6 separate regions of the Mus musculus genome follow, and all the other regions are linked to region 1. Evidence: chromatin loops called from intact Hi-C (ENCODE). Cell type or tissue: left cerebral cortex. All regions are shown on one strand. Region 1 overlaps Aopep (aminopeptidase O). Region 2 overlaps Aopep (aminopeptidase O). Region 3 holds the start of Gm40981 (a long non-coding RNA gene). Region 4 overlaps Fancc (Fanconi anemia, complementation group C). Region 5 has its middle 21 kb from the start of Aopep. Region 6 overlaps Aopep (aminopeptidase O).

Region 1 (5,000 bases):
CCAACCCGAGGACCAGTGGAGGTAGAAAAGGAGAAAGAACTCTCCCCAGAGCTGGAGTTTATCAAAAGACACGCAGGGAACCATATTGCTAAAGCCCATGGATGGGACTTGAGTGGTTGTTATGGAGTGTGGGCATCATTCACAGCTGTGTCTGTGGACTTCAGACAAGAGGAGTGTGTGGTAGATGGTAGGAGATGATGTTCCCTGTAGGCCTGCTTTCTGGGTCCCTGACTCTGCTCTATACAACCTCTAGAAGCATGAGCAATACAACCCTGCCCAGCCTAGCTCATCCCTGCCCATCACAGTGACACTTCATCAGCCCTATTAGCACATTTACCAGACACCAGCTGACTTACTGAGAAGGCTCTCAGTAAGTTGGGAGCCAGCCTCCATCTGGGGCTAATCAGAGAAATGGTAGCAGCCATTCAGCAAGAAACAAAAATTAGAAGAGAGCCCTCTGAGTCTGTGTTCCATGAGGAAATCATTCCTCCTGATGGTCCTTTAAAGGAAGGCTAATGGTTAGGGGCTGTTGGGCAATGAGTATCATAAGAATTTTATTAGCTAAGTAGTCATTATTCTTTTTTTTTTCTTCCCCAGAAAGGCCACAGATGAACTTGTTTAACTCCTACTCACCTTCCTCAGCATGAAGCCATTTTGGCAGAAATGTTACCCATTGATCTATGCCAGTCTCTCCATCTCTACCTGCTATGCTTTGTGTTTAATAGGGCTCAGAAATGTATCTGTTGAATATGGTCTATGAAATCAAATGGAAGTAGCTCCTGGCAGAGGCATTTAAAACCACATAGTTAATGACAGAGGCAATACCATGTTCATAGCTTCCCCTATGAACATGGTTGCTGGTTTCTACCACACATGTTTAAAAAGAAGATCACTATGCTATCACTTTCCTCTAGTAATTTTTGTTTGTTTCTTCAAGATTTTATTTTTAAGTTGTGTTTACTTGAGTGTAGTGCTAGCAGAGGCCAGAAGAGGGCATCAGATCCTCTGGAGCTGGGGTTTTAGGTAGTTGTGAGCCCCTGGATGTGGGTGCTGGCAACCAACCTTGGCACCTCCAAGAGCAGTGTGTGCTCTTAGCTTCTGAGCTGTCACTCCAGCCCCCTGGCTTTACTTTTATAAATCTAATTTGGCATATTCCTACTCCTCAAATTAATGATTTTTTTTTAGGATCTTTGTCTGGTTCCCCCCCCCCCCATTTTTCAATTGTAAAGAGCATAAACGTTATTTCACTTTGGGCAAAATGCTATTCTCTGTCTGGACTGTACAATATGTCAGCTCTCTGACATTCTCTTCCGTATGACTGGGAAATTCCAGGAAAAATGACTAAGGAGCAAGACTCTCCCAGACAAAAAGCCAGCTTCCCCCACCCTATTTTGATGGCTCAAAATAAATAGCAGTGTTGAGAATGCTCCACATTCTCTCCATGTGAGAAGGCAGTAAATTAAAAAGCTTTAGGGGTGGCTATGATCAAGTAAGTACTTTGCCCACAAAAAGGAAATGCAAGGTAGAGTGTCCTAGTTTTGGAAGTAGAACCTCGGTACTGCATGCAGATGCTATGAAGAAGTGGGGTGGGCGTGCCTTAGAGTATACTTCACAGTGAACGTATTCCTTGTTTCCAGTAGACAGCTGCCCTCACATTGTGAGGGTTGTGTTTGGCTTTTCTATTGCTCATGTGGACTCAGATGATGTCTTACACTTTCCAGGGCTTTCATTCTGTGATTTGCTGTTCACTAGCTTGCTTGCCTCCTTGCTCTGCTTAGTATATACACAGAGTATGTTAGGATTTTTTTTTCTCTCTCTCTCAGACCACAGTGCTTCTGCCAGCATGTTTTATTTGCCCATTCTCACTGGTGTAAAATTTTTCTTGGATTAGACATACATGAATGTTTGCATGCAAGGCATTAATGTTTGTCTTGTGACCAACCATCTGGAAAGGTGGTATTCAGCCCACTGATGTCCTTTGTGTTTCAGGGGAGCTACTCATCTTCATTATGGTCATGTCTATCTAGGAGATCTGGTAGACTGGTGCCAGTGTTCCTTTAGGGAAGCCTTGAAACCATGGGATGCTCACAATCTACACAGCCCCTCTCGCTTCAGCAGGTGGCGCTCTTTTACCTTTGAAGGTTATTCTCTCCTAGTCGTCTGTGTCCAGGGCTATACTTCCTGCAAAGAGAGAGACCTGAGACCTCTGTGTAGGGTGGCATTGGCCTGTGAAGCCATTGTCTGGCCTGGTAAGGGAAAGCTGATGGGCATTGGCCCACCTGATGCCAGTTTCAGCCCTCGAACAATAGTGAGGAAGACTGATGTGGACAAGGCTTTGCCAGAGGGGCCAAAAGCTCATAAAGTAGGTCATGTAATTGCAGTGTCTCAGTTGTAACAGAAAGAATGCTGGGGTTTGCTGAAGTACCTGGGGATGGAGAAGGATACCATGAGGGGAAGAACAATGAAATGAGGAGCCTGCATTCCTTCCAGTGTGTACATAGTGCTTACACATGTTCCTGTGGTGTTCATATTTATATAATGTGGTTATCATATACTCATAAATGCACGTATTCCTATACAGCTTGCATTTGTAATGACCTTCCCAAAGCATTACTGCCATATGGAGTAATTTGGGCAGGGAGCTCTGAAGAAGGGATTGTGGCTAGAGAAATAGTCTTAAGATAGGAACTACATTGGATCTGAGAAGAGAAACATGATATGTCACATAAGAGCACACTGACATCACTGAGGGCTTCACTCTGTTGGTCTACCCGACAGCAGAAAGCTTCCAAGGTTACATGAGTGCTTCCAGTAGGAAAACTTTGTATGCCCTTTTAAATTTTCAGAGAAAACAACAATTTCTTTTTAAAATCTCATGTATCTGGCTGGCCTTAAACTGGTTTTTGTTTATTGATTTTTATTCTTGTTGTTATTTTTTAAATTAAGACAAGATCTCATGGTGATCAAGCTAGCCTCAAGCTTGCTATGCAGTCAATCATGAACTTGAATTTGTGTCCTACCTTTACCTCCCAGGTGCTCACATTGCAAATGTGTCCCACCATATCTTGTCTAAGCCGTGCATGGGATTTAACCAATTTAATTTCCCTGTACGCAAGGCAAGGACTCTGCCAATTTAACAACAACCTTTTGCCACTAACTCTTTAAATATCAGGCATTCTTGCCTGTGCAGAAATAGCTGTGTGTGATGGTTGCTGCCTTTGGAGTTTTAGTGATATACCAGGTATACAGGACTTGACTACCCACATTAGTTTACTATTGCTAATTGATATGACCAAAATGTGTCTACAGGACTTTGATTTTCTAATTTTTTCATTTTATAAAAATGCCCGTCTCAAATATTTAAGATTTTCACAAGTGTAAGATACAAAGTCACACTCACATCCCCTTGGTATCCGGCTGTCACCCACCGAGCTGAGGCTGACTCCTTGTCATCTTTGCCTCTCCTCACTTGTACCTTATTACCTCCTTATGAAGAGAGTCTCCAAAGCTGTTCTGAGGACAGTTTTCCAAGCAGTGAATGAAGCAGCACCTCAGGTGATGGTGTTAGCATTTCTAGGCTATGATGTACCTACTTTGAGAAGTGAATTCTAATTGTGGTGTATTTAGTGTGGTGGGCATCACACCCAGAGCTCTGTGCGTGCTGCCTGAGTACTCATAGTTGAGCTGCACCTAGAGCCAAACCCAACTTTTTAGATCATCTCTTTTGACTTGAAAATTAGTCCCTTTCAAGTCCTGTTATCCTTCCAAAAATCCAGTTATCTCTAAAGAAACTTTCAGTTCTGTTTTGAAGATGAAAATGTTTGAGTCTTATTGTAGCTGCTACCATGCTTGTAAGACAGATGTCTCATGGCACAACAGCCTTGTGAGATTATTGAAATAGGCCTCTAAATATGCTCTAATTTAAGAAAATGGTATTGGGGTATACAGTATAAAAAAGTTCTGATCTCTGTTTGAGGAGGGCTCATAAGCCCACAGTTAAAGAATCTGTGTGAAAGGGAGGACAAACTTGGCTGCTCAAGTCAGAGAACGAGAGCACTATTAATTCTGGGTGTCTCCAGAGCCCCCATCTCTGCTGCCTTGTTAATTAGTCCAGACCTGGCTATGAAGTCATCCAGGGGTATGACGGGCTTCTGGCTTCTACAGAGGAAAAACTTTGGGCTAATTTAAGTACAGTGTGTTCTCTTTGTTTTACAGCTGGTCCTGTGAGGGGGTTGGGTACAAGTGCAATGAATAAAAAAGAAAATGAAGGCATTCACTATCTATTTCATGGAGGACAGCTCACTGAAAGTAAACACCATTTAAATAGTCTCCAAATGGCCCATTCTATATGAAGTCATGCAGGATGCCCCCTTTGGGCTGTCGCTCTCCTTTAAATGGATCACTTTGTTTTCATTGCGTTTGAGTGCCATTCAACCTTAAACTCCAAATGTGGGCCTCATCAGGTCATGGTTTTAGGGCACATGTGGCAGCCATACCTTCAAGCATCCTGTTTCTGCCTCCAGAATAGTTATCCTGGATGGCTAGGAGAGGCAGCTGTAGAACAAAGTGGTTTAGATGATGACAGCCCAGTGACAATGACAGGGACAAACACTGTGGTCAGCACTGTGCCTCAAGACTTGTACCTGTTTATCCACTTTATTCCTCACATGATTCTGTGAGGTAGGCATTACGATTGTTCCTCTAGTACATACAAGGTATTCAGAGACACTAACATGCTCCAGCTAGCAGGTATGGAGCAGGAACTGGACTCTACCTGTTCAAAGTCAGCACTGACCCATGGTTTACTCTAAAGAAATAAACTTCCATCAGTTCTGTCTACAAGGAAGGCTGACTGCAAATGGCAGGGTCTCCAGAATATAAGCCCTGCTGCCTATGCAGTACTTCCCTGGATGAAGGTAGAGTTTGCAAGACTCACAATATACTAACCCAAGAGCTCCCAGGACACAGGAAGTTCCCCCATAGTCCAAGGCTGGCTCGAA
Region 2 (5,000 bases), 200 kb after region 1:
CCAAGGGCATTAGAGTGCAACCTGAAAGGCACAGGACCTAGGGGATTACTGAGGTGAGCGTTCATGCCAAGTCTGGTGCTAGGACTTGATCCTGTTGCTGGGGGGCCTTGAAGTAGGTCGCTCACTGTTGATTCTGATAAGTTGCCTGGCTTGTACCTTAATACCCAGCACTCAAGAGGCAAAGGCATGAGTTTAAGGCTAGTCTAGTCTGCATAGTTTCAGGACAGCCAGGGCTGTGTAAAGAGATCTGTCTCAAAATAAAATAAAAAGGAAAACAAAATTTGAGATGTCTGCTGGGCCACAAGCAAGTTAACACATGTACTTTCTGTGCCCCACTGTGCATGTGTCTGCGTTCACTGGTCTAGCAAGACTGAAATAAGAGTGTTCATGTCAGGCATGCATGTTCTAGACCTAGCTGTTGTCTGCCCCTTTGTCTTCTTTGTCCTTGCCCTCTCCCCTGATGACCAGATGTCCTCTCTCCATGTCCTCCATTCCTCAAATGTCCCCCACTTGAGGCTCTCAGAAGTCAACCCAGATCAGACCAAACTGGACTGGGCTAGGTGGATCTGGCCGAATGGTCTGTGGACTAGATCCGAGTGACTTCAGCTAAGTGGCCGGTACTAACTATGCTAGGACTGCAACGTTTTCCTTCCATGGGTGGAGGCGGCTCTTACTGCCTGGTAAAAACAGAACTGTTGGGATAACTTGAGAAAGGAAAACAGCCACGGCAGGCAGCAGGCCAGGATCCGAGCTGTGTGGAAAGAATGCCATTTTATGGGAAACATTTTGTTTTACCCTTAAAGAAATCATCTCAGGCACTAAATGATGGGCATAGTCTGATGGAGCTTGAAATATTAGCTGAGAGTTTGAGCCAGAAAAGCAGTGCAGTGAAGTCTGAGCTGTGAAGAAGCAAATGGAACAAGCTGAGTGACTTTGCCACCTCACCCTGTGAGTGACTGGAGTGCTTTCCTAACTGCCCTGGCCTCATGTCCTGTCTCTCTCTGGCCATTCCTGTTATCAGGAAGCCATCTTTAAGGACTTTATGTACCCATCTGAAGGACCATCATTCTTCATTCTCCCTTTTACATCTCCACAGGATGTCCCTTGACATCCCTTTCCATGTTGTCCTAGCTTCCTATCTCTGCCACGGCTGTAACCAGATTACCTCAAGCCCGTGTCCTCTCTCCTGCTCCTGAATTGTTTCCCACCCACTCTGATGTTCTTCCTTTCTCTGTTATTTCAAATGCTTGTTATTTAGTCTGAGTAAATTTGGCTACAAAAAAACGAGAATGTGCATAGCACACAGACTACAGTCCTGGGCTAGCTCTGTGGGGCTGGCTAGAGCTGTGATTCCAACAGTGAAAAGAGTGTGTGTGTATGTGTGTGTGTGTATGTGTGTATGTGTGTATGTGTGTGCGCGCGCGCACGCGTGTTAACTGTAATAGCTTTTGCTACATGATCTATTATTGACTTTGGAAGAACACATTAACTTTTAAACATAAATTGTGTATCACTATTATACAGTAAGAATTAATATTTTAAGGTATGTACATGAAAATAGAGTTTAGATAACTTCATTATTCTAAGAACTAAAATATATAACACAATAGCACCTTATGCAATGGTATATTTTAAAGACAATGCACTTGGAGTTTAAAGAAAACTCTCTATTGTAAGATTCAAAAGACTCCGACTTCTTGATTACTGCACATTTAATAACTTAGAGAAAACCCCCTTTGCCATTTCCATTTTAGCCTTTGTGTGCATGCTGAGATCAGAAGTATTCATAGGCTGGCTTTCCAGCCACTGGGGTGACTCACAAGCCATCCTCTGTGTCTGGTGTATCTGAAGCAAAGGTCCAGAGGGTGGTGAACCAGCCTTTGTGAGTCATAGTGTCACCGAGAGCCGACACTGTTGACTTCTGTCACAATTTGGAGCTTACAATTTTCTTAAACTCATAGTGATGTGTCCAGGTTAAATATAAAGACTGAACAGGGGAGTGAGGCACATGGCCCGAGCTGTTCATGGCCCATAGCGGCAAGTAGTCAGCTCTGTCTCTTCTCCTTCTGATAAAATGCTAAAGTTTGGAGCAATTTAATCTGTTTTTACAACACCTTTCTTATTACACACTTGACTTGGAGCCACAAAAGCAGTGGTGATCTCTGTTGGGGTGAGAATGCACCGTGACTTTTAAGTCTGTGAATTCAGGGAGGTCTACATTCTGTTTACGCCTTTGAGACGCAGTGTGCACTTGCTACACTTCTGCCGTGTGTGTGTGTGTGTGTGTGTGTGTGTGTGTGTGTGTGTGTGTGTGTGAGAGAGAGAGAGAGAGAGAGAGAGAGAGAGAGAGAGAGAAAGGGAGAGAGAGAAAGCGAGCGAGCGCGAGCGCACCCAGAATGTTAAAGGTAGGTGATTTAGGCTTGAAATAGTTTGTCACAGTGTTTGTCTTTTGTGACATAAGTCTTTTATATTCTGTTGTAATTCTGGAAACCAGTATTTAAGATTTTTGTTTTGTTTTAAAGTTACTTAACTCTTTACTGGACTCACAGCAGCCAGTGGCGGCTGATAGACTTCAATCACTTGTAGCCCTGGATGCACAAGCCAGTAGTAAAAGCAACCCTTGAGAGCTGGGAGCATGCAGCCAAGTGCCCACAGTTACTGGTAGCCACTCCCTGCACCCAGCAACCTGGTGGGTATGGGTGGCTGCCCTTATACCTGAGGCAAGGCTCCCCTGGAGTTTCCTAGGCATGGTGCCCTTGCCTCTTTTAAGAGTACTGTTGCTTTGTGAGAATCCATAACTAGTCCACACTTGCCGAGCTATGGTCTCATACAATAGCTTCATTGATTCTTGATTTCCATAGAAAAGCTTTATGGGTTCTAATGAATTACCAGCCGCCCTTCACCTCCTCAGAGAGTGTCTTTGTGTCCTGGGCCTTGCCTTTGGAAAAGGACTTATGTGAGTGATGGGTGCAGAGTAATTAATGAAAGTTGTTATGAAGCAACCAAGCCGGGGAGGGTTGTGTGTGTGTGTGTCTGTGTGTCTGTATGCAGTTTACTGTATTGCTTAGATGCTTAAGTAATCCTGTGTACCTGGGCCTTGTTTCTATACCTCTTCCTACCCTTGTATTTATAATAAATCTTTAACAAATACAATATTGAACATTCTATATCCAAATCTCATGTCAGATCAAATCATGCAAGATCTTGACATTTTTGCTCTCTTTAAGCTGGACCAAGAGAAAATTGCTATATTTTGTAGCCTCAGGAAGACAGTCTGGTTTGTGTAATGTTATACCATTAAATTTTCATCTGTTCCCTAGACTGATTCTTTTTAAGAGTCTACAACTTAAAACCAGAAGAGATTCTGACATCTCTGTGTGTTCTGAAATCCCTGCCAGCTTTAAACTGGTCTAACAGGAAAAATTAAGACCATGACCGGCTGCCCTCAGCACTTACTCCTAACAACAGTCACCCGCTCGTCCCCACGCACCTCCTCACAGCCTCTCTGAGTGGAACCATTAATGCACCCATAGCTGACACTTGCCGAGTGTCAAGCCCAGTTCTGAGTGATTTATGTGCAGCAGCTGACGTGAATGTCCCACTGAAGCCCGCCACAACCCACACAAAGACAGTGCAGACTGCATCGGACACTCTGTGTACGTTGGTGCAATATTAGCTAGTCAAGTAACTGCTACAAAAATAATGCTTTGGGCAGTATCCTAAAATTCTTAGTCCTCAACCACCAGCACAAAGCGCACATTTCTAAATTGAGACAATCTCAACCAGCATGTATTTTGAAAACACTTGAAAGTATGCTGATAATTACACTTGTGTTGATTTCAGTGTGTTTGATGCCAGCCACCACCAATTCTTTCCTGCATCGAAAGATGAAAGCTATTTTCATATAAAACATAAGAGTGGAAAAGGGAGGTGGGAGAAGAACATTCTTGTGGCTTTTTAGTTACTTTTATAGGCAGCGTTAATTTCATTCCTGTGACAGAATGCTTTCCTTGGCACTCACTCTCATCTTAGGCATTTTAATGAGCTGCTGTTTTGTGCCTGTGCTCATATGGCACTAATAAGATGTGTTATTTTTAGTAGCACCTACTGGTGTCACCTTGGGTTAGGACCTGTCATTGTTTCCATTAATTATGTGTTACAGCAGGCGGACACTTGAGTGTATTCAGCCTAGACGTCAGCCAATGTGTATCTGATATATATTCAACCTTGAGAGCCCCGCACTTGGAGAAGACCACATGTGGCCTCACAAGTATTTGTGGCATTGATTAGATGATGAAGCTCACAGTGGTATTTACGTTTGCAATCCTCCATGATGCTGCAATTAACCAAAAAAAAAAAAAAAAGCCAAAACAAAACCTTTTATCATTTTGTTTAAGCTTGCTATTTATTTTGTTCTTTACTGGTTTTCCATGAAGATTCCCTGGCTTTCCTGGAGACAGTCTCTTTAGTGTCTTCTAGAAGGAGGGCTTAGAGGTGGGAGAACCTGAGGCTGAGCCTGATGCTGGCCCCTGGGTTTGCTTTCCTCTGAGAACCCCTTTACCCCACAGGCCGCAGGCAGGCAGGTTTGTGAAAGTCCTACCTCAGTTTCACTTTCATATGAACTAGTGAGTTGGTCCTGTCTTTTGGGGGGGATTTGGGGAAACGTCTGATTTGGCTCTCCAGGGTATTTTTTATAAACACCCTCCTTTCTTTCGTATCGATTGTGTGATATGAGCAGGAAGGAAATTAGACACCGTTTCTGTTCCTTCACCCTTTATCATGTGACTTGAAATGTCCTTTTACTTCCAAGTAAATACGTCTGAACAGGGAACAAGCCGACTGTTTTTCCTGTAATTCACGTGCGGGCATTGTCAGCAGGAGCAGTGGTGTATACTGTCCTTCTAGGGAGTACATATGACCTCAGGACACTGGCACACTCCAGCCCTTCAAGGTCGCTCTCAGGTGTTAGCTCTTCCTTTCCATATTTGGAAGCTCGTTCT
Region 3 (5,000 bases), 130 kb before region 1:
AGGAGGTCTGTAATTTAGTTGCTTGTGGCAGAAAATCGAAATGAGACTGAGAAACCACAAGCTGTTCCTTGTTGAATATACAACCCAGAAGTAAGGAACACTTAGCTACCTCAGAGGTGTATCTTACAGGGACACACAGACAGGACCAAGTCAGGCAGATCAATGTCACCTCTGTCATAGAGTTAGGGCTTTACTGAAGGACTCCTCCTTGGGGAGGGGTCACTGAGCCTATGCTGTGCTGTTACTCTCAGTGGCTCTTTGCCATGTCCCAGACAGTATGGCCTTGTGCTGTGTCTTGCCTCCTGGTGTTTTGGCTCTTCTCCAGGGTCTTGGTTTTTCCCTCTGCAATGGAAAATCAACACTTTAATTCTAGCTTGGGCTCTCCCTTCTAGAAGACCTGGGTTTAAAACAGTGATTTTTTTTTTTTTTTTTACTTTCCCAGTTAGTAAAATGTATAGAAATGGTTTGTTGGGTCATGAAGAAAACAATTAGCATAATAACATACTCAGAAAAGCTGTATCCAAACACAGATAATGATCTAGGAAGGTCTGTGAATCCAGAATGTGAGTCTGTGTAGATCAAATAAGTACTCATGCCACCTGAGAAACAAAACAAAAAAAAAAAGATGTAGGCCTCAGTTCCTAGTACGTGGTTCAGGGAAACTTTATCAAACTCCTGTCTTATTCACACACACACATACAGCCCCACAGGGTCTATTAGAACAATTCAGGTTTTTTTTAAACAAGCACAAAAGGAAGGTTTGTACTCTGTAATGTTCCTAAAACCCTGACAACATCATGCAAACTTCCACTTGTAGTCAAAACATATAACTTGTTTTGCTGTGGGGATCTTATTTTTAAAAAAAGCTGAAATTTATGCACATTATATCTAAAGTATTCACAAAATAAATTTCCTTTATAAAACATTTCTATGGCCATCGTATAAAAACAGTGGCTTTCAATGTTGGAAGGCCATTTCTACCACACATGCATGAACAGGTCTTTGGGTGAAAAGGCCTGTGTCTAAAGTATGAATCCTTATACATGCCAGCCTGGGTTATATGGAGCAAGTCACCACACTGGGGACCATCTTTGCAGAGCAAGGCAAAGATAACATGGTTGAGTTTCCTTTGTAGCATGGCACACAGAGTAGGTATCTTCTGAGGTCATAGCAAGATGGAAAGAGATGGACTAGACAAAGCATCCCCTTCATCCGCCTAGCCTTGAAGAACACTTTGGGAAATGCTAAGGCACATGAGTGAGGGAGAGATACCATCAGTTTGTCACTGCTGATTTAAGAAGCTATGCTATCAATGGATGGACCTGGAGGGCATCATCCTGAGTGAGGTAACCCAATCACAAAGGAACTCGCACAATATGTACTCACTGATAAGTGGATATTAGCCCAGAAACTTAGGATACCCAAGATATAAGATACAATTTGCTAAACACATGAAATTCAAGAAGAACGAAGACCAAAGTGTGGACACTTTGCCCCTTCTTAGAAATGGGAACAAAACACCCATGGAAGGAGTTACAGAAACAAAATTTGGAACTGTGACGAAAGGATGGACCATCTAGTGATTGCCATATGCAGGGATCCATCCCATAATCAGCTTCCAAACGCTGACACCATTGCATACACTAGCAAGATTTTGCTGAAAGGACCCAGATATAACTGTCTCTTGTGAGACTATGCCGGGGCCTAGCAAACACAGAAGTGGATGATCACAATCAGCTATTGGATGGATCACAGGGCCCCCAATGGAGGAGCTAGAGAAATTACCCAAGGAGCTAAAGGGAACTGCAACCCTATAGGTGGAACAACAATATGAACTAACCAGTACCCCGGAGCTCTTGTCTCTAGCTGCATATGTATCAAAAAATGGCCTAGTCGGCCATCACTACAAAGAGAGGCCCATTGGACTTGCAAACTTTATATGCCCCAGTACAGGGGAACCCCAGGGCCAAAAAGGGGAGTGGGTGGGTAGGGGATTGGGGGGGTGGGTATGGGGGACTTTTGGGATAGCATTGAAAATGTAAACGAGGAAAATACCTAATAAAAAAATAAATTAAAAAAAAAAAAAAAGAAGCTATGCTATCAGACGATTTGTGCACATGGCTGCCGATGTGCTAGCCACAAGGGGGCGCTCCTGGGTAAGACACCTAGCTGGCCTCCCACAACAAAAAAAACCCAGCAAGGATCTTAACTCGGTATTTGGAAAAATGAATAAAACTGCATGTAAGGAACCCAGTTCCAGGCAATCTGTCATCAGTGTGTAGCAGTAAGAAAAACAAGCAGAATGTACACGGCCTCTGTCTTCACAAAATGAATGTAGACAGCTGGGAAGTTTGCTGTAAAGGAGGGTAATTTCAGAAAAGACTGTATTGTTGGTTGTAGGAAGTTTGCTCAAGTGACATCATACAATAAAATGTTCAGTACTTTGAAAGGCCTGATAAGTCAATAACTTTAGGTCCAAACTATTACTAATAGTTTGCTTATTCAAGGTCTGCGCAGATAGCCAAGATGTACTCCAAACAGCTCAGCCTTGTAGAGCGAGAACTTCACCAGAGTTAGGTGGGTTTTTTTCCTTTGCTTTTTGGTAAAAGGATCAACGACACGTTGTGGGGCATATGTAACACTGGTGCCCAAATATTGCAAGGGATTACGAAGAAAATACATCCAGGGATAGACACAAATCAAGAACAGATTGAGCTAGGCATGGTTTAAGCCACCCTTAAACAGATTAAGCAGGGCTCACACCTATAAATCCAGCACCTGGGAGACAAAAGCAAGATGATTTGTGCAGTTTCAAGGCCAGCCTGTCTAGATGGTGAGTTCTAGGCTAGCCAACAAGACCTTGTCTCGAAAAATAGATAATAGACAGACAAGACCCCCATCTGTTCATCCCATCTCTCTAGCTTCAGCGGCCCAACATACTGCTTTTGAACAGGATTCTATCAATACCTTAATGATCAGGGTGCCAGGAGATGCCATGAGGGGGAAATCTTGCCCGAATCTCTTAAAATTTATGATAAAGTCACCAAATACCTGCCACTCACAAGCCCTGTGCTGTTCTAAATCACGACAAATAAAAGAAAATCAAATGGGGACCTTTACCTATTGACTTGATTCATAGCCAGATATCTTAAACCTTCACACACACACTAAAATTGCAAAAACATTAACCCTGCCACCAGCATGAAAAAGATGTCCCTACCCTAGCTCCATGTTCATTTGACTGGCAAGTTTTATGATGATCCAAATGTGATCACATTTAGTAGGAATATTTAACTTCAATATGTATATATATTACACATTGTAATGTGCTTAGCAGGTCATAAGCCAAGGAGCATAGCCTTTTATTAACCAATATTTTATTTAAATTGTGGTAATCTTTTCAACGTTCCTGAAATTGCCAATTGTTCCCACGTAAACTGTCACACATATAGAAAATAGTTCCAGGACTATCATTATTAGAGGTCGTGCTTTTCTCCTGGCTTCTCTTGGCCATGTGTGGAGGACTAGAACACCTGCAGTCTTGAAGCTACCTGGGGTCACTTGTTTTATTCCCAAACCCTAGACCTAGTTCTGAACATGAGTTTTTAAAACTTAGGGTTCAGATGATGAATTTCCATACAAATATAAAGCTAAGAGTCATTAATCAGAGGCTTGGTGGGCAGCAGCAGCTTTGAAGGTTTGGCTGGTGATGCAGGAAATCCCATAGCACAGGGTTATTCTCCCCTGCCCCCCCCCCGAAACTCTCCATAAGAAATACATTTATAACGCAGAATAGTGATGTATATGTGTATGTGTATAAATACACACACAGGAAACCAACCAAAGTTGCCCAAAATCGAAACTTTTCTCTCCCTGTCAAATATGCTTTCGTGTTTCTCTTATTTTTTTCATTCTGCTCATCTTCCAAAAAAAAAAAAAAAAAAAAAAAAAAAGGTTTGAGAGGCAGGGGAGATGGCTTAGCATTGAAAAGTGCTTGTGACTCTTACAGAGGACCAGGGTTCAGTTTCTAGCACTTACATGACAGCTCACATCCTCTGCAACTCCAGTTCCAGGGGATCTGATAACCTCTTCTGGCCTCCACAGGCATCCAGCATGCACACGGGACACAGACATATGCACAGGCAAACACCCGTACACCTAGAGTAAAATAAAAATACCTTAAGAAAAATGTCACTCAGGTGTAGAGTAGACCAGTGGGTTGATTCTAGAGATGAGAATGGAATGGGGAAGATGGAAGGGTGGCTGGGTGAGAGAAGAGTTCTGCATCTTGATTATATGTGGCCGGAATGACTATGTAAATATGTGCATGAGAGGAAATCTCTCTCTCTCTCTCTCTCTCTCTCTCTCTCTCTCTCTCTCTCTCTCACACGCATGCACGCACGCACGCGCTCACATGGAGGAGGTCAGGTAAAGTTGTGATTCTACAGCATTTAATTTGTATCAGGTCAGTTTCCAAACTCGAAAACTGCAGTATAGTTACAGAATGTGTTGACATGGGAGGTGGGCGTGTCATGGATGATACCCACTGACCTCTGCCTTTCTCCCCCACTTTTTTTCCTCTTCATCCAAAGCAAAGCTGGAATTTATTAAAAATAGTTTTCATTTTGAGTGTTTTAGGATTTTGTTACATTGTACTGTATTTTTGCTTGGTCTGTTTTTGGACTTTTGATAAAAGGATCCTCTATTCGGTAGCACTGACTATCCTGGAAATCACTATGTAGATCAGGTTGACTTCATACTCACATAGATCCACCTACCTCTGCTTCCCTAACACTGGGAGGCATAACCCTCCACACCCAGCTTTCTTGTTATTGTTTGAGATATTGTTGTTTGTTTTTACTTTGTGGGTGTGTTTGTTTGTTTGTTTGTTTTTAGACAGGGTCTCACTAGGTAGCCCAAAGTTTTCCTCAAACTCTAGATCACACATACATGGTAATGTTTCATGAGTAGGTTCCATTACATGTAGTGTGGTTTTTTTT
Region 4 (5,000 bases), 280 kb after region 1:
GGACGTGAGTGGGTTAAGAGAGCACCATACTTGGCAATCAACATGGTTGGACTGGTGAGACTGAATTCTGTACCTTATAAACAGATACAAGGTGACTCTTGCTATCCCACAAATATTCACCATAACATGTTTATAACAGACAGCAAATATACAAATAGCCCAAATGCCAGGAACCAGAAAATGGTTATATTGTGCTCCATTTATGTAGCAGACTGCCACAAAGCCACCTCTCACCACAGCCTAACCGAGCAGGGAAACTAGGCCCAGGGATCCTATGTGCTTCTGTGTGTCTCATAAAGGGCAGACACGACCCCAGCCAGAACCCTTTTGCTGTCCCGTGTGGCTAATCAATGTATTTTGGAGAAACAGGAGTCAGGAATGCAACCTCAGCGTGTGTTTACTGAGGCAGGCAGAAGAGGGGCACACAAGAGTCAGCACCACCAGTGGCTCAAGTATCGTCTGAAGGTGGCTTCACTGCCATGTATGTTATTATCAATAAGTGAAGCAAAGGAGAGAGGGTCAGCATGGACTAAGCAGGACAGCATCATGACCGGGCATAAAGTGTGCACCTGAGTCAGGGGGAGTGAGCCAGTCATACACAGTTCAGTAGGTAGGTTGTCAGGGGCAGCATCAGGATGACAAAATAAATTATTACATGTGGATGTGAAGGCTTTGCAAAGTCAGGAGACGGCTGCTCCCCTGTGTAGAGTTAAAGGCAGCTGAATCCTTATCTTGCCTCAAGCCAGGGCCCAGTGTGTGTCACTCTCACCCCTAGACACATGTGGTCAGCAGACACTATCCTAAACTAAAGGCACCGTTACTCCAGTACCAAGACCAGCAGAGACTTAGGGCAAACCCGGAACAACACTCAAGTCAAGCTGAGGAAAAAGCTTCCTCCTGTCCTCAGTCCCAACTTGGGCATCCTGGGAATCCAAGGATGATGTTAGTTGAAGGCCGTTTGCTCCCTGGGGAACCAAGAGTATGTGAGAGAGGACAGCATACGCTTACAGCTGTGCTCACAACAGTGAGTACCAGCCAGTGCATTGGCCGAGGTTTCCTCCCAGATGCCAGGCTGCGTATGCTCCATCTATTTAACTTCTCCAGGGAAAGAGGGATGGTAAGAATAAACCATGCAGGTTTATAGTTGCCCTAGAAAGCAGAAACCCCTGCTAAAACCCGAGAGACCTCTACAGCCTTGGGCTGAGTAGGATTTTAGTAGGTTGAGCACCTGAGCTCTGCCCTTAGTCAAATGGCAGACAGCATCACAGGGAATGAGGCCACAACCCACAAGAAAGGTGTCTAGAACAGTACTACTCTGAGGAGGCAAGCATCACATAAGCATTAGCCCTGTGGCCATTGGTTACAGCAGCCAAAGCTGTAGATAGGAGAAGCTCCTGTGTATTTTGCCCTTGCAGTTGCTGTCCAACCTCTGCTGATGGGAACCTAGAGTCCTCTGGTCTACTGGAGGCATCTAACCTCCACTCATTCTTCAAATGCCTTCCTTTTCCCATCCCCCTGTCTCCTGAAGCTCTGCTGGGAATAAAGACAGTGATCACTGAGAGCGCCCAGTGTGCCATTCCTATAGTACATCCTGGGTAGACTCCATGTCTCTTATTGGCCACAAGGCCAAATGCAAACAGAAGGACAAACACAGAGGGCCAGGGGGAATTCTCCCCCTAGAGAGCTGGCCAATGTGAAGCCACACTCAGGCACAGCAGTGGGCAGATGGTTCTAGGAACAGGGCATGGGGAAGAAAGACAAACTCCTAAGTTATTTTTAGTGAAAATGTTTCATCTCCACAGGAGTGGTCTTTTGGAAGCTTTCTTTGTGAACAAGACTCCACTAACATTTCTGAAAACAAGGCTGGGAGCGTAGCCAGTGTCAGAGCATGCGCCTAACACGTGTGAGGCTGTGGGTGGTCTCCAACACCAGAAAAATAAAGATCCTTTCAGCTCGTTACCAAATGCCTGTAGCAGCAGTAGCCGGCTTCACTCTGAAGTGACTAAGCAGCATCCCCCGGGTGAGGTACCTGCTTGTTTTCTTTTTTCAGAGCTTCTACCAAGCACGATGTGAAAACCTGAAGAGCAGCTAGTACTTCTGGGGCTCCGTCAGTTTCCAGCAGCACAAACCTGAACAAAGCAAAGGGAGGTGACAGCACCCTGCTGCTCCACACACAATGCAAGCCCATTAGTTCATCAGACTGCAGCTCCTGAGTGAAGGCAGGAGGGAGCAGCCACCCTTCCAGCCTCTCTCATATGGCCTTCCCATGGGTACTTCGGTGTTCACAAACCAGACAGTGCTAGCAACAAGTGTTCTGCTTTTACCAGTGAGGACAGAGCTGCCTGGAGAGTGGAGATTCCAACACACACAGTCAGAATCACCAGAGTGGGGCTGTGGAATTAGATGTCCTTGGTTTAGTTTCCGTGCCCTTTTACACAACTAACTTTTCTTTTTGTTTAAAGAAAGAAATCTCAAACTTGATTATCCCGAAACAAAAACAATAACATGTCTTCTTATACCTGTGGCCATTTAAGTTAAGAGTTGGTATGTTTCAAGAGCAACACAAATGGTAAGGTATTGGTTGTAAAAATTCCTTTCCTGTGTTGGGGCTTGATGGCGCTTGCCTTTAATCCCAGCATTCAGGAGGCAGAGGCAGAGGCAGGTGGGTCTCTGAGTTTAAGGCCACAAACAAACAAACAAACACTCCTTTTCTAGGTCTGGAGAAATGGCTCAGTGGTTAAGAGCACTTGCTGGTTTTTCAGACCACTTGAATTCCATTGCCAGCATCCGTATCAGGCAGCTCACAACCTTCCGTAACTAGCTCCTGGGTCCAACACCTCTGACCTTAGTGTATCTATAGGAATCCATAGGTGCCAACTCTCATGACTTCGGAGCAGAGCCAACTGGTGTGTTACACACTTCTTGTTACTGGTCCTTTAAACAAAGCACAAGTTCCTAGGACCTAGTCTTTCAAATAAAAACACCATTCTGCTGAAATGTGGCGTTTCCTCTGTCTTTCAGAGAGTTCTTTCTGTTCAAAATAGTTTTGTGCCTTTTGGCTTTCTTTAGGTCTGTGACAAAGCCCAGCCAGCCCTCATGTGGTGAAGGGCTGTACTGCATCTTTACTTGGAGCTGGGACAAACGCTGCATGGATATTTCAGTACCCAAATGAATCCCACTTCTCTACCTCATTTGAGTATAAACAGGTTAAAGAATGCCACCACACTCCGGAGGCTGTCTTTTCAATGCACAGCAACTTCTGAGTTTTCACCCCTAACTACCAAGAGCGCAAACCTCTACGTTCCCACACCAGCCAGAGACCAACTGTTCCCAAAGACAGTATATTTACCTGAACATTTCATCAACAATTCTGAAGATGGCAGGTTGGCAGGCTGCTTGAGGCTATAAAAAGAAAAGACCATGAAACAGAGAAATACAAGAGGAACCTATCAATAACAACTTTGGATTATTAGGCAAACGAGAAGTTTGGGGCTGCTCCAGAAAAGTGACACATTCCATTAGGTTAAGAAAAGAAAAAGTACTTGGTACCCAGAAAAACCCATAAAATGCCAGCAGTGGTTCTCTCTGAGCATGGGCTGTGGGCAAACTTTATTTACTTATTTTGTATTCCTGTTATATACCACATTTTCTATAGTAAGCCTGTATGTAAGAATAAGTTTCATGAGTGGTTAAGAAGCACTTTATGACAACAGGACTCAGGCCCTACTCAGCAGCACACTCCACCTGCTGACCTTCACCATCCACCTCCCCACCATCCTCGTCCCATAGTTGGTAATGAGCACCTAAGAATCAGGTGGCCACCACTATTGGGTACAGTTAGCAGTTAATGGAAAGTACAGCCACGTGACACCCGGTGAAAGCTCCCCAATCTTTTCTAGAATACCCTGTCAGTAGGATTTAATGGTTTCAGTCTATAGAAACTGGCTTCCTGAGGCCTAGGAAGAGCCTGCTTACTTATATTTTTAGTCAGAGCTTAAAACTTGAGTTTATGATAGATTTTTTTAAAAAGCCTATTTGTATTATAAAACATTTCACAATGGCATCCAGAGATAAGTAGGCCAGGCTCCAATAAAGGGAATTTCTGGAGTAATTTTGTGTTTGCTATGACTAGCTTTGGGAAACATTTTTTTTCTAGCCACCTTGGATCCTGTGCATCACTTTTCTGACTTTTCTGAACCACCCTGAAGAAAGTTGAGTGTTTCTTTGGCTTTCCCACTTAATAGTTAATTCTGCCATGGCAGCTTAACTTGCAACATGGAGTATGTGCCATCTAGTGGCCATACATGACCATTACAGGCTGCCACACAAATGATGGGAGGCTGTCCTTTTCATCAAAGACATTTATGATTTGCACGCTAATGCTTTCTCCTTTTCAAATAAAGCAACCCATGATCTCTAACCCTTTGTCAACGTACATCTTTCTCCAAATGAAGCAAACCTAAAATCCTCATAAACTTGTTACCTACTTAAGAAATTAACAACAGAAGAATGGCAGGTTATTTCATGGCTTTGATCTCCAAAAGTCATTTAATCTGCCTGCTTCTCAGCCTCACTGTAAATACTAACAGTTGTTCATGCACTTGGACACAGGCCCAGAGAACACTGAAAGAGTTTCTATGTGTTCATAATGGAAAAATCCAAACAGAAAAAAAATCAAATTGGATCTCGTAAAGAAATACAACTCAGCTAAGTTTGCCAGAACAATTCTGTTCTATGTAGGAATGCACCTCCTAACAACAAAATCTGAAGACCCCCACCACAGCCACACACCCGCAGGCACAGACACAGAGCTGAATGTGCACTGAAGGAAAATCAGACCAGAACTTGATGCAGGTAAGGAAAACCATTTTCTTTTATTCCAAATGGCTTAACTACCCTACCCTAGCCACTGAAGACTTGAGAATCATGTGGTCTGATAACATGGATTTCTAAACAGTAAAGAAGAGAAGACTTAAGAAGTAACTGGGTGGCTACCAAAA
Region 5 (5,000 bases), 100 kb before region 1:
AAAAAAAAATGACTGTAACCCAGTGTACCTGAAAGCTTATAATTTTCCTGGCCGGCCGTCTTGAGGTTTATTCCTTTCATTGCATTAAAAATGGAGACTAATTAAGGCAACTGGGGCTAGAGTGGGCCAAATTGGATTTTTCTTATGGCTTTGCCTTCGTCTCACAGAGTGATGTCATTAAACACCCGGGCTATGAAATGTGAAGGACAGCCTGTTTCCACCGCAGTATAGATCACGAAAGAATGCAAAGGTAATAGACCACAGAGTGCCGTAAAGCTTTAAGGAGTTTAAAAAAAAAAAAAAAACCTCTGCGGAGGCCATGCAGAACATGGGGGCGTGGGGAGGGGTTCTTCACTTTGTAAACGGACCTCAAGAAGGGGAGGAGAAGGTGGGTGGGAGAAGATGCCTTGCCAGCACCATACACACAGGCATTCTGCAGACGGTTTGATCTGGGTGCCTTCTGAGTGGCCAGCCATCATTCCTAGCCGTCAATATAGAATATGGACGTCAATATAGGGCACTAGGGTTGTCAAACTGCACACCTACTTGGCCGACTTACCCGGTCCAGGCGGCTTTTGAATCACCAGTTTATATTTTATGACCATTTAATATACATTTATGACTAAGAAACCCCTAGTGTGCTTTCAAAGTAACGATGTATTCATTAAATATGCTTACTTCATCTGTTTCCATGGGCACTGGGATTTGAGGGGTTAAGAGATATAGTCCACTAACAAAATTTGACTAATTAATGATGGTTAATTTTTGTTTGTTTGTTTGTCTTTATTTATTTATTTTTTACTTATTCGCTTTACATCCTACTCACTGACCCCTCCTAGTCACCCCTCCCACAATTCTGCCCCCATCCTCCACTCCCTTGTCTTCTGAGCAGGGGAGGCCCCCCCCTGAACATCCCCCCACTCTGGCACTTCAATTCTCTATGAGGCTAGGCACTTCCTCTCCCACTGAGGCCAGACAAGGCAGCCCAGCTAGAAGAACATATCCCAGATACAGGCAACAGCTTTTGGGATAGCCCCTGCTCCAGTTCTTCAGGACCCATATGAGGACTAAGCTGCACAGCTGCTACATATGTGCAGGGAGGCCTAGGTCTTGCCCATGTATGTTCTTTGGTTGGTGGTTCAGACTCTGAGAGCCCCAAGGGTCCAGGTTAGTTGCTTCTGTTGGTCTTCCTGTGGAGTTCCTATCCCCTAGGAGCTATAGTCCTTTCTCCTATTCTTCCATAAGAGTTCCCAAGCTCCATCCAGTTTTGTTTGTTTGTTTGTTTTGTTTTGTTTTTTACTTTTGGGAACTCCTGACAATGAGTATCGGGGAGTCTCTGACTCTTTTGCCTGCTTTTGGGACCCCTTTCCTCCTACTGGGTTGCCTTGCCCAGCCTTACTGTGAAGGTTTGTTCCAGATCTTATTGTATCTCGTGCTCTATTCAGTGACATCCCTGGGAGGCATGCTCTTTCCTGGGGGTGGGGATGGGGGAGGGAGATGGATGGGGTGGATCTGGGGGAGAGGAGAAGTGGGGAGGGGACTGGGAGGGGTGGAGGGAGGGGAAGCTGGAGTTGGGATGTATTGTATGAGAGAAGAATAATTAATTAAAAAAATCGAGTATACATAATAAGGTCAATTACAACATTTTATACATGTATGTAATATATTTAAACAGTCTCTCTCTCTCTCTCTCTCTCTCTCTCTCTCTCTCTCTGTGTGTGTGTGATGTTTAAGGACAGTAACCTTGAAGGAGGGATAATACCCAGAAAAGAACAAGATTCTGTGAAGTAAAATGAGATTAGTTTGGCTAGAATAGATTGGCGTTGTACCAGTCTTGTATTGTCTTGGATGCTAAGCTAAAGGTTTTAAACTTTTTTTTTTAATTATTAAAAAAAACATTTATTGAGATATCATTGACACAGAAAGAAAGCTGTACAAATTTAATATATACATCTTAGTGAAACTGGGCATACTTACATACCACGACACTTAGCACTACAACCAAGTCTACAAACATCCATTAACTTGTTTTTATAGACAGTGGGGGATATGAAAGGCTCGAAGCAAGGGGCTTGTATTATCCAAGGCTATTTTGTCATCAGCAACAGGGAAGCCAACTCGCCCTGGCTTAAACAGTCAAGCGAGTCTCTTGGCTTACATAATGGAAATGTCTGCATAGGTGCTGGCCTCAAAGAAAGCTTGATCTGGCAGGCCCAAACAAGGATGCAGAAAGCTGGAAGTCCAAGGTCTTGGTTGCTGTCTGTCTTAACTGCATCCTCAGTTACCACATAGTTCCTCCTTCCTGTCTGCAGCAACTCCAGGCCCAACGTGTCCCCTTCGGAGGAAGAATGACTTGTGATATTGTTTTGTTTGGCTCGGGTTTTGCACTTGTGGAAGAAGGCAGAAGCATGCTTTCCTGACAAATGCCCTTTGTGTCTCCAGGGCTAACATTGGGTTATTGGTTAGGTTGACTGGAAATCCAGATTTTTATTGGCCACCATAGCCTACCTCTGGAGCAGGAGGTAGGACAAATTCTGCCCCCCAGCTCCCAACATCAACTTGCAGAATGAAAGAGATTTCCTGAGAGGATTTTAAAGTGCTGCCAGCAGAGAAGAACTCTTGGGTGGTCAAGGAACAAATATCCACTAGTGGAAATAAAACTCCAAAATAATTACAAAGGTAGGTTTATGTGAAAGTTAGGGCACTTTCCTCTGACCAAAGAAGAGCAAACTATCCAGTCAGCCACTTTCTCAGCTTCCTGTTAACGGTGCACAGGTTCCAGCTTTTCTGTTTCAGAATCATCAGTCATCTTGTCTATAAAACCCAGGGTCATTTTCTCAAACAGAAAGAGTTCTTGAACTTGACAACAAAGGAATTTTTCTCCTGGAGATGCTAGTGTTTTTACAGAAGTCCTATTTGCACGTCCCAAGCTCATTTTACACTGACCAGCCAGGAGAAGGCAGCAGGTGTTCAGAATTCATGAGGAAAACTCGAACAGTTTGGAGGTGGACTGTCTTTGTGTGTGTGTGTGTGTGTTTAACTATTAGCTTTCAGTTGCCACAAAAGCAGATTTTGACATGACTTAAAGGGGGAGAAAGCAGCTACATACGTCATTCTCTATAGAAGTACGTATTTCCCCCCCTGTGCGGCTCCAGTTGCTGCAGACCGGAACCCAGTGTTAACTACAAAACTATCTGGCATAAATGAGGAGCAGGTCCAAGCAGCCTTCCAGATGCTTGGCTTCCTTCGGAGGAGTCACAAACTGTCCTTGTCATTTACAGTTCAACACCGCAGATGCAACTGTGAGGGCTTAGTCTATGTTGATCCCTTTCTGGATGAGAGGGGGTACGATACCAGGTGTTCCCCACCGGGCTTCCAACACAGGAGGCTCAACTTGGTCCACGCGCCCGACCACTTGACCCTCTGCCCGTGTACCAGTGCCCTAGCAAATGAATGTAGTTCTGGGATTGTGTGAAACCGGATGGACTGGAAGAAATCCGCCAATGAGAAAGGCTTGATGGAGGGAATATACCAAGTTCCCCAAAAGGCAAACGGGGCTGGAGTCAGTCCGTTATAAAGTACATCTGCGCTTAATGTGACTCTCTAACCCTACAAGGGTCCTCTGTATACTCCGAAAGCTTGCAGTTCACGGTAACAGGCTGAACCCTAATGCCTCTTGTCTGGAAAGGAAAATACAAGTTCATACCAGAAACAGAAAGAAAGCAAAGCAGGTCACCCACTCCCAGCTTGAGTTTATCTGTGCACGGGCAGCAACTGCTCTGTGAGTGTGCTATGCTAAGTGCTCTCCTCTGAGATGGAGGAGTGTTATTGATACTAAGACCAAAGCCTCCGGCTTTCAGTGAAAGCAGCACCCTCCCTCATTACCCAAGTAAATGGCATCCCATTCTGAAATGCAGCAACTGGCGTGCATTATACCGAGATAACATTACAGTGTCTGAAAAGACCCGATACAGATGCAAAGTGACATGAAGTGAAAAATGGTGAGTCGTTTATAGTGAGATAAATGAGCTTTAGGTAAGAGGGGTCAAGGCTGGGAACCACAGGAAGCCAGGAGGACAGGGAGGGGGTCTCTGAAAGGCCGGGATTAAGGATGTGGGCTTGGACCTGATTTTCCTCTTCCTTTCCCATACCTCCCCCTTCTAAAGTATTTGTTTTGGTAGTTTGAGTTTTTCCGGAGTAGTTTCTAAAGTATTTGAAACACAAAATGAGTATGAACAATTCTAACTTGACTTTCTGAAAGCTCACAGAACCATTCATGTTGAGAACGTGGATTGCTTTTCCTAAAGAGTCTGAACATATCTTTGTATTTCAGTAGCACCATCTTTACGTTGGAGTGTGCGTGAGGGGGTGTGCAGCTGAGTGTTGATGTGCAGGTGTGTCCTTACAGGAGAACAAGTGTGTGTGAATGTGTGGGTGGAGGCAAGAGGCCAACCTTGGGTATCATTCCTAGGTGCCATCTCCTTTGTTTCCTGAGACAGGCTATCACACTGGGACCTGGACATTGTCAATTATGCTGGCCCTCAAGCCCTTATACTCCCTAGGTTGCCCCTTAAGCCCTAGGGCCCGCCTTTCTCTGCCTCCACAGATTTTTACATAGGTGCTGAGGATTGAACTCGGGTCCTCATGCTTTTTAAAGAAGTACTTTAATAACTCATTTGTTTATTATTTATTATTTATTTATTATTTATTATTTTACTCTATTTCTAGGCTGGACTCAAACTCATAGTCCTCTCATCTTCACCTCCTGAGAACTGGGATTATGGAACACCATGATGCCAAGTTTTATGTCTCTTTTTCATTACAGTCCCTGTGCACACAACAGCAAGCAAGGTTCTGCAGCTCCTGCTGGAATCAGTGTCTTCAGCTGACCACTCCCCCCACTCCGTTCTAAACAGCGTCTTACTTAGAGTTTTGCTATTGTGAACAGACACTATAACTCAGGCAACTCTTATAAAGACAACATTTAACAGGGGCTGGTT
Region 6 (5,000 bases), 210 kb after region 1:
TATGAAAACCTTTACTGGCAAGTACACTGTTTCCTTGGTTTGTAGACAGCCAGCTATAATGTATCTTAGGGTCGTGCTATAATGTATCTTAGGGCATTATCCAGAAATAAGACAGAAGCTGTTTCAACAGTAGTTCAGTCACAGCTCCCATTTTCAAAGGATGTTGTACTTCCCACTCCTTTATTTTACTTTGGTTTTCTTAGTCATGCTAACTGTGGTTGAACTGTTCGTTTCTCTTCCCAGAACGTGTGGTTTCCTGAGAACAGAGTGATGCTGTGGTCAGCAGCTCAATTAAGCTGAAATCTAGCATTTTCCTCCCTCCTTAGAGTCCTCAACACTGGGGTATGGAATCACACAGGTGGAATGAAATCTCACATTCTACTTTTTTCTTTTGGCCACTCAAGCCTACGGCAGCTTCAGAATGCTGCCCGTGTGTCATTGCTCACAAACCATGGCACTAATGCTATAAGTGATGACCTTCTAGTTTTCAGGCCTTATAGTCATTTGTCTTTTAGATGAAGAGGACAGGAGCCCTAGAGCTGAGGATAGGTAGGGAATGGCAGCTGTAGTAAAGGCCACTGGGGTGTTTGCAATACTTGCTTGGTGTCTTCAAGCCAGCTGAAATGCCCCCAGTGTTAAGTTGCAGGTAACTGCACAGACACTGCTCTGGCAGGTACCAACTAGATGAATCAGAGTAGTGTAAGAAGCACGCTTTCCAGTCTCACTTAGAAGTTGTCCTGGGTCGATGCTTTTCCTGTAACTCCAGTACTTAGAAAGTGGAGACAGGATGATCAGAACTTCAAGGTCATCATCCTCAGCCACAGAAGGAATTTGAGACCAGCCTGCTCTACCTGAAACCCTGTCTTCAGAAAACAGCAGAATTCACTGGGGTTCTGATGGGAATTCCACTGGCTCCTCCAAGGGGACTTTAGTGGAAGCCACTAGAGCTGTTTTACTGTTTTGGGGTGAGGTCTCAAGTAAGCTCAGCTTGCAAGGTCTAGCAGCTCACAGTGTAGTACCTACTGCTGTTCTGAGCACAGAGAAGCTAGTGCAGCCTTCAAGACAAGTGATGTGCTCTCCACCCCAACTGTGGTTCTCAGGAAGAATTCACTTCGAGTAGTTAATATGTTTCCCTAAGCTCAGACTTACTAAGAGAAGCCCACTTAGATGCTAAAGAAATGGGCTGTGTATGTCTCAGCTATGAGTAATGGGCTATGCATGATTAAAAAGGCTTCTCAGAATGGCCTTGCTTATGTAATTGAGGATCGATACATTTTAGAAGGGTTTTATAGGTGAGCCACACTGTTACTTGGTAATCAGCTGTCACTTTCAAGTAGTTAAAAGGGTCCTTGGAAAAAGCCCAGTGGACTGACTGTGGCTTCCTAATTGCTAAGGATTGAAACTCCCATGCCCTCTGGATTATGAACATTCTTGAATTTTTTATGGGGGAAGAAATTATTTTTTATGTAGGATAATTTTCATGTCAAATGTTGCATTAGCTAGCAGGAACAGTATTGGCAGGTTGTGGTCTCATCCTCCCAGATCCCGTCTTCTCTCTGAAGTTAACGTGCAGAGTCCAGAAAGAAGATGAAATGAGTGAGAAGGGCGAGCGGGTGTGAGTCACAAGAAGACACCACCCATTGTGTCCAACAGTCCTCTTAGAGTATTCTTAGAGCATTCTAATGCTGCTGGCAGATAACAGTCACTGCCCTGCAGACTCCATTAGGGGAAGGGTGGTGGCCTCTGGAACATTCTCCCCATTTCCTCCTGTCAGTAAAAGGAAGGACTAGGGACTTCATAGGCCAAAGGAAGTGACGCCCAACTGATGGCTACAGCAGTTCCCAGTGGTGTCCGTGTACCCCTGTTGGCTCCTGGGTACACAGACCGGGCCATGTGCCTGTTCTGGGCCTCTGCACACAGTACCACCAGCCAGCAAGGCTGTAGTAACTCTCAGTAGAAGGGGATATTGGCAGTCAGGACAGTTTTATTACTTTTTTCCCTCAAAATAAAAGGAACTCTCTTGGGGTTAGTGGGAAAGGAGATGCATAGAGTGTTTCCTATTTCCTGCTTGTTTGACCGTTTCCATGGCAATCTGTTTGTCATCAAATGGATCTTTGCCCAAATTAACTGCATCTAAAAATACCGACACCCCATTTCTATCAGTTTGGTCATCTTTTCATGTGTGCACTTTGTATTATTTCCTTTCCCTTTCCAACCTCCTCTGAGAATTGCAGTCCTAAGGTGCTTACCTTCTGAGTGGGCAGGTGATGGTGGGCTTCTGCCTGGGACCTTCTATGCGTTGGGTAGCAAGGACTGTCTGGGTGGCCTGGTTGTGCTGTGTCACCAGATTATCCTTATTCCATGTCTCCCATACCCTCTTGGCCTCCCGTTATTAAGAACCGTCAGCCCTATACCGTGCTCAACAGTACAGGGCTCTGCAAAGCAGTTTGTACACTGTCTGCTGGGCCTCTCCAGGTTACAGCGGGGAGTTCAGTTGGAGCTTGACAAATGTCAGGTTTTTCAGAGATGGGAGGGGACAGCAAGCTAGGGCGTCTCAGGTCACTGTACACTCTGGTTTGCAGATTGATGTTTTCATTATGGGTAATTATTAAGTTGATGTTGATTTTAACATGTGCAGCCTAACTTAGAGATTTGGATGGTCAAAGGCTTGTGTTTGTTTTAGGATATATGAACTAAACATTGGGACGTCACCAATTTTTCATTTCCTTACTGTTTTTTTTTTTTTTTTTTTTTTTTTTTGTTTTTTGTTTTTTTCTGTTTTTTTTTTTTTTTTTTTTGGTTTGTTTTTGAGACAGGGTTTCTCTGTATAGCCCTGGCTGTCCTTGAACTCACTTTGTAGACCAGACTGACCTCGAACTCAGAAATCCACTTGCCTCTGCCTCCCGAGTGCTGGGATTAAAGGCCAGCACAAGCCCGGCTCATTTCCTTACTGTTGTCTGCCGCCACCTCTTTGTAAAAGTCCTGTATTGTTGGTGTTGTTGGCTCTGCAGTGTCCAGGCCCCGGCACTGCCCCCACTGGGCAGTGCGCAGTACTGACTGGGCCCAGCTGGTTCCTGTCTAATAGGGCTGTGACCTGGCTTGAACTCTGTAATGAAGAAGGAACAGACTTGCTTGCTCCTCTGCATGCCTATGTCTCCCCCACACTCCTCTATTATCCAGGAGGAAATTGAAGAGCAGATTTCTGCGTTCTCCTGATGCTGATGGGCTGATGTCATCTTTTCCACTCCAGAGTCAGGAAAGTAAAAGCCACGCAGTACAGACCCAATGCTCGCTCCACAGCTGCCCAGGGCTCCAGCTGTAGGTTCTGTAAGCACGCCTGTATTTTGGACAGCCTTGAGGCATAATTTACATACTATAAACAATTCAGTGATTTTTTTTTTAATTGAATTAGTCAAGTTGTACAAGCATCTCTAAGATCCAGTTTTAGAATGTGTTCATCACCCTCAGAGATTCTCAGTGCTGGTTAGTAGTCATTTTTAGCCACACACCCCTCTCCTTGTCACAGGAAACAAGCAGTCTTCCTTTTTGTAGATTTGTATTTTCTGGGTGTTTCATAACAGTAGAATTAACTATATGATTTATAAATATGAATGCATACTACTCCATTTGCCTTTCATTGTGTGGCATATTCCTAGGCCCATCCATTGTTGTAATATAGGATTATAACTTGTTCCTTTTCATTCCTGAGTAGTATTCCAGTGTATGGATGTACCACATTTTATCTAGCTCTGTTCCAGTAGTCAGTTTGGTTGTTTTCCCTTGAGGCCAGCATGAATAATGCTGCTGAAGGACTCATGGCTTTTTGCAGGGACATAAGTTTTCCGTTATTTTGGATACATACCAAGGACACAGACATTGTTTTACATGTGCTCACTGATGTGGTTCTTGCTGCCCTGTTCCCTCTGTGTCTTCATTCTGCCATCAGTCATGCACATGGGCCTTTAGCAACTTCGAGGTAGTTAAGTGTCAGAGTTCAGAGTGGGAGACAGAGGTGTGTGTGATACACAGTATGTTGATTTATATTGAGAAAGTGATTTTTGTATCTTAAATTCTTCTTTTTTCCCAGTTTCTCTGTGACCCCCACATAATGTTTGCTGGCTTGTGCTTCAGACTATGCACATCATTTTAATATGAAGCAGCTTGGATGAGTCTTGGGAGCCCTGTTTTGTGGTGCTCTCAATAATTAAACCAGTAGTTCCTAATTGATGGAATTGAGGAACTTTTATAGATTCTTTATTAGAAATGCATCTGCTGTGTTTCCGTGAACACGGGGCTGTCGCCACTGGCCTGTCCAAAGTCCTGCAAGCTGTGTGGTATCCTCGGTGTGGCAGGTCACTCACATTGCTGGCTCCATTGATGAGCTGCAGATGTTCTGCCCAAGTGAGTGGCGCGTGTCGTGGGGAAGCTGGAGAAGTAGCCCTTCAGTCCTAGGCAGGCTCGCCACCATGTGGAGTGGAAGTAGGAGCCTAGAACACTGGCTGTGCATTGTTGTGAGAATACGTGGTTGTCCAGAAGACTGCTTTAGCTAGACTGCAGTGGCTAGAGGGAGAGCACAAGGCCTCCTAAGAGGAAGGGAGAGAGCTGACTCACAGCTCTCCATGCCAAGTTCTGTAAGAGGGACAGTAGCTGCTGGGCTGACTCTCAGGCACTGATATTTGAACAGACAGCTGATCAGCTCAGAAAGATAGTTTTGGCTCCAGATGTACCTTGTGTTACAGGGCAGTTCATTATGAATCCTTAAGGGTTGATGTGGCTGTCATGGTTAAGTATGCCTCCAGGCCTGTGTGGAGAGAGTCTGGAAGGACTGCTGGAAACCCCTCTCAGTCCAGCAGAATTAGTAGTGCGTGTGAGACCTCCCAGCATGCAGGCTCAGCACCTATTGTGTGTGATTTTTACCTGGTACTCATGTTCTCAACAAGGTGGCAGCCAAGGTGGAAGGAAGGCATTCTGTTGAATGTTCCCAAGAGTTGGTTGTAGTT

What was found. A loop is a pair of places that touch in the nucleus more often than their neighbours do. Peaks named below come from ENCODE experiments on the same cell type or tissue, not always from the same donor. Only the 100,000 strongest peaks of a DNase experiment are listed, where the experiment ranks them.
Region 2: it touches region 1 in a loop (3.0-fold over the local background); 15 of 42 quality-filtered maps call a loop at or near these places.
Region 3: a loop joins it to region 1, with 2.3 times the contacts of the local background. A loop is called at or near these places in 19 of 42 quality-filtered maps.
Region 4: it touches region 1 in a loop (8-fold over the local background); 38 of 42 quality-filtered maps call a loop at or near these places.
Region 5: a loop joins it to region 1, with 2.0 times the contacts of the local background. A loop is called at or near these places in 5 of 42 quality-filtered maps.
Region 6: it touches region 1 in a loop (3-fold over the local background); 11 of 42 quality-filtered maps call a loop at or near these places.

What each region holds. Positions count from the first base shown.
Region 1 is chr13:63,044,688-63,049,687 of GRCm38, forward strand. The region is part of intron 3 of Aopep (aminopeptidase O); the gene reads left to right. Among named protein-coding and RNA genes, the nearest start is that of Gm46422, 48 kb to the right of the region's middle. In left cerebral cortex, CTCF peaks have their summits at 979 (motif pointing right) and 2,110 (motif pointing right); DNase peaks (open chromatin) are centred at 1,612 and 2,113; H3K27ac peaks cover 1,289 bases.
Region 2 is chr13:63,241,903-63,246,902 of GRCm38, forward strand. All of the region lies in intron 13 of Aopep (aminopeptidase O), which reads left to right. Among named protein-coding and RNA genes, the nearest start is that of Gm16907, 53 kb to the right of the region's middle. In left cerebral cortex, no CTCF peak of the experiment used is centred here; DNase peaks (open chromatin) are centred at 700, 1,997, 2,675, 2,852 and 4 more places; H3K4me3 peaks cover 3,903 bases; H3K27ac peaks cover 4,391 bases.
Region 3 is chr13:62,917,658-62,922,657 of GRCm38, forward strand. Gm40981 (a long non-coding RNA gene) reads right to left here and starts at 178. Exons shown (of 3, transcript XR_873589.1): 1 at 1-178. In left cerebral cortex, a CTCF peak has its summit at 2,151 (motif pointing right); DNase peaks (open chromatin) are centred at 28, 251 and 2,187.
Region 4 is chr13:63,328,492-63,333,491 of GRCm38, forward strand. Fancc (Fanconi anemia, complementation group C) reads right to left here. Exons shown (of 15, transcript NM_007985.3): 9 at 3,350-3,402; 10 at 2,030-2,129. Among named protein-coding and RNA genes, the nearest start is that of Mir3074-1, 30 kb to the left of the region's middle. In left cerebral cortex, CTCF peaks have their summits at 3,091 and 4,304 (motif pointing left); DNase peaks (open chromatin) are centred at 1,913, 3,101 and 4,290; H3K27ac peaks cover 2,131 bases.
Region 5 is chr13:62,941,327-62,946,326 of GRCm38, forward strand. No RefSeq gene overlaps it. Among named protein-coding and RNA genes, the nearest start is that of Aopep, 21 kb to the right of the region's middle. In left cerebral cortex, a CTCF peak has its summit at 2,955 (motif pointing right); DNase peaks (open chromatin) are centred at 102, 346 and 4,378; H3K27ac peaks cover 132 bases.
Region 6 is chr13:63,253,858-63,258,857 of GRCm38, forward strand. All of the region lies in intron 13 of Aopep (aminopeptidase O), which reads left to right. Among named protein-coding and RNA genes, the nearest start is that of Gm16907, 41 kb to the right of the region's middle. In left cerebral cortex, a CTCF peak has its summit at 3,043; DNase peaks (open chromatin) are centred at 24, 130 and 3,101; H3K27ac peaks cover 846 bases.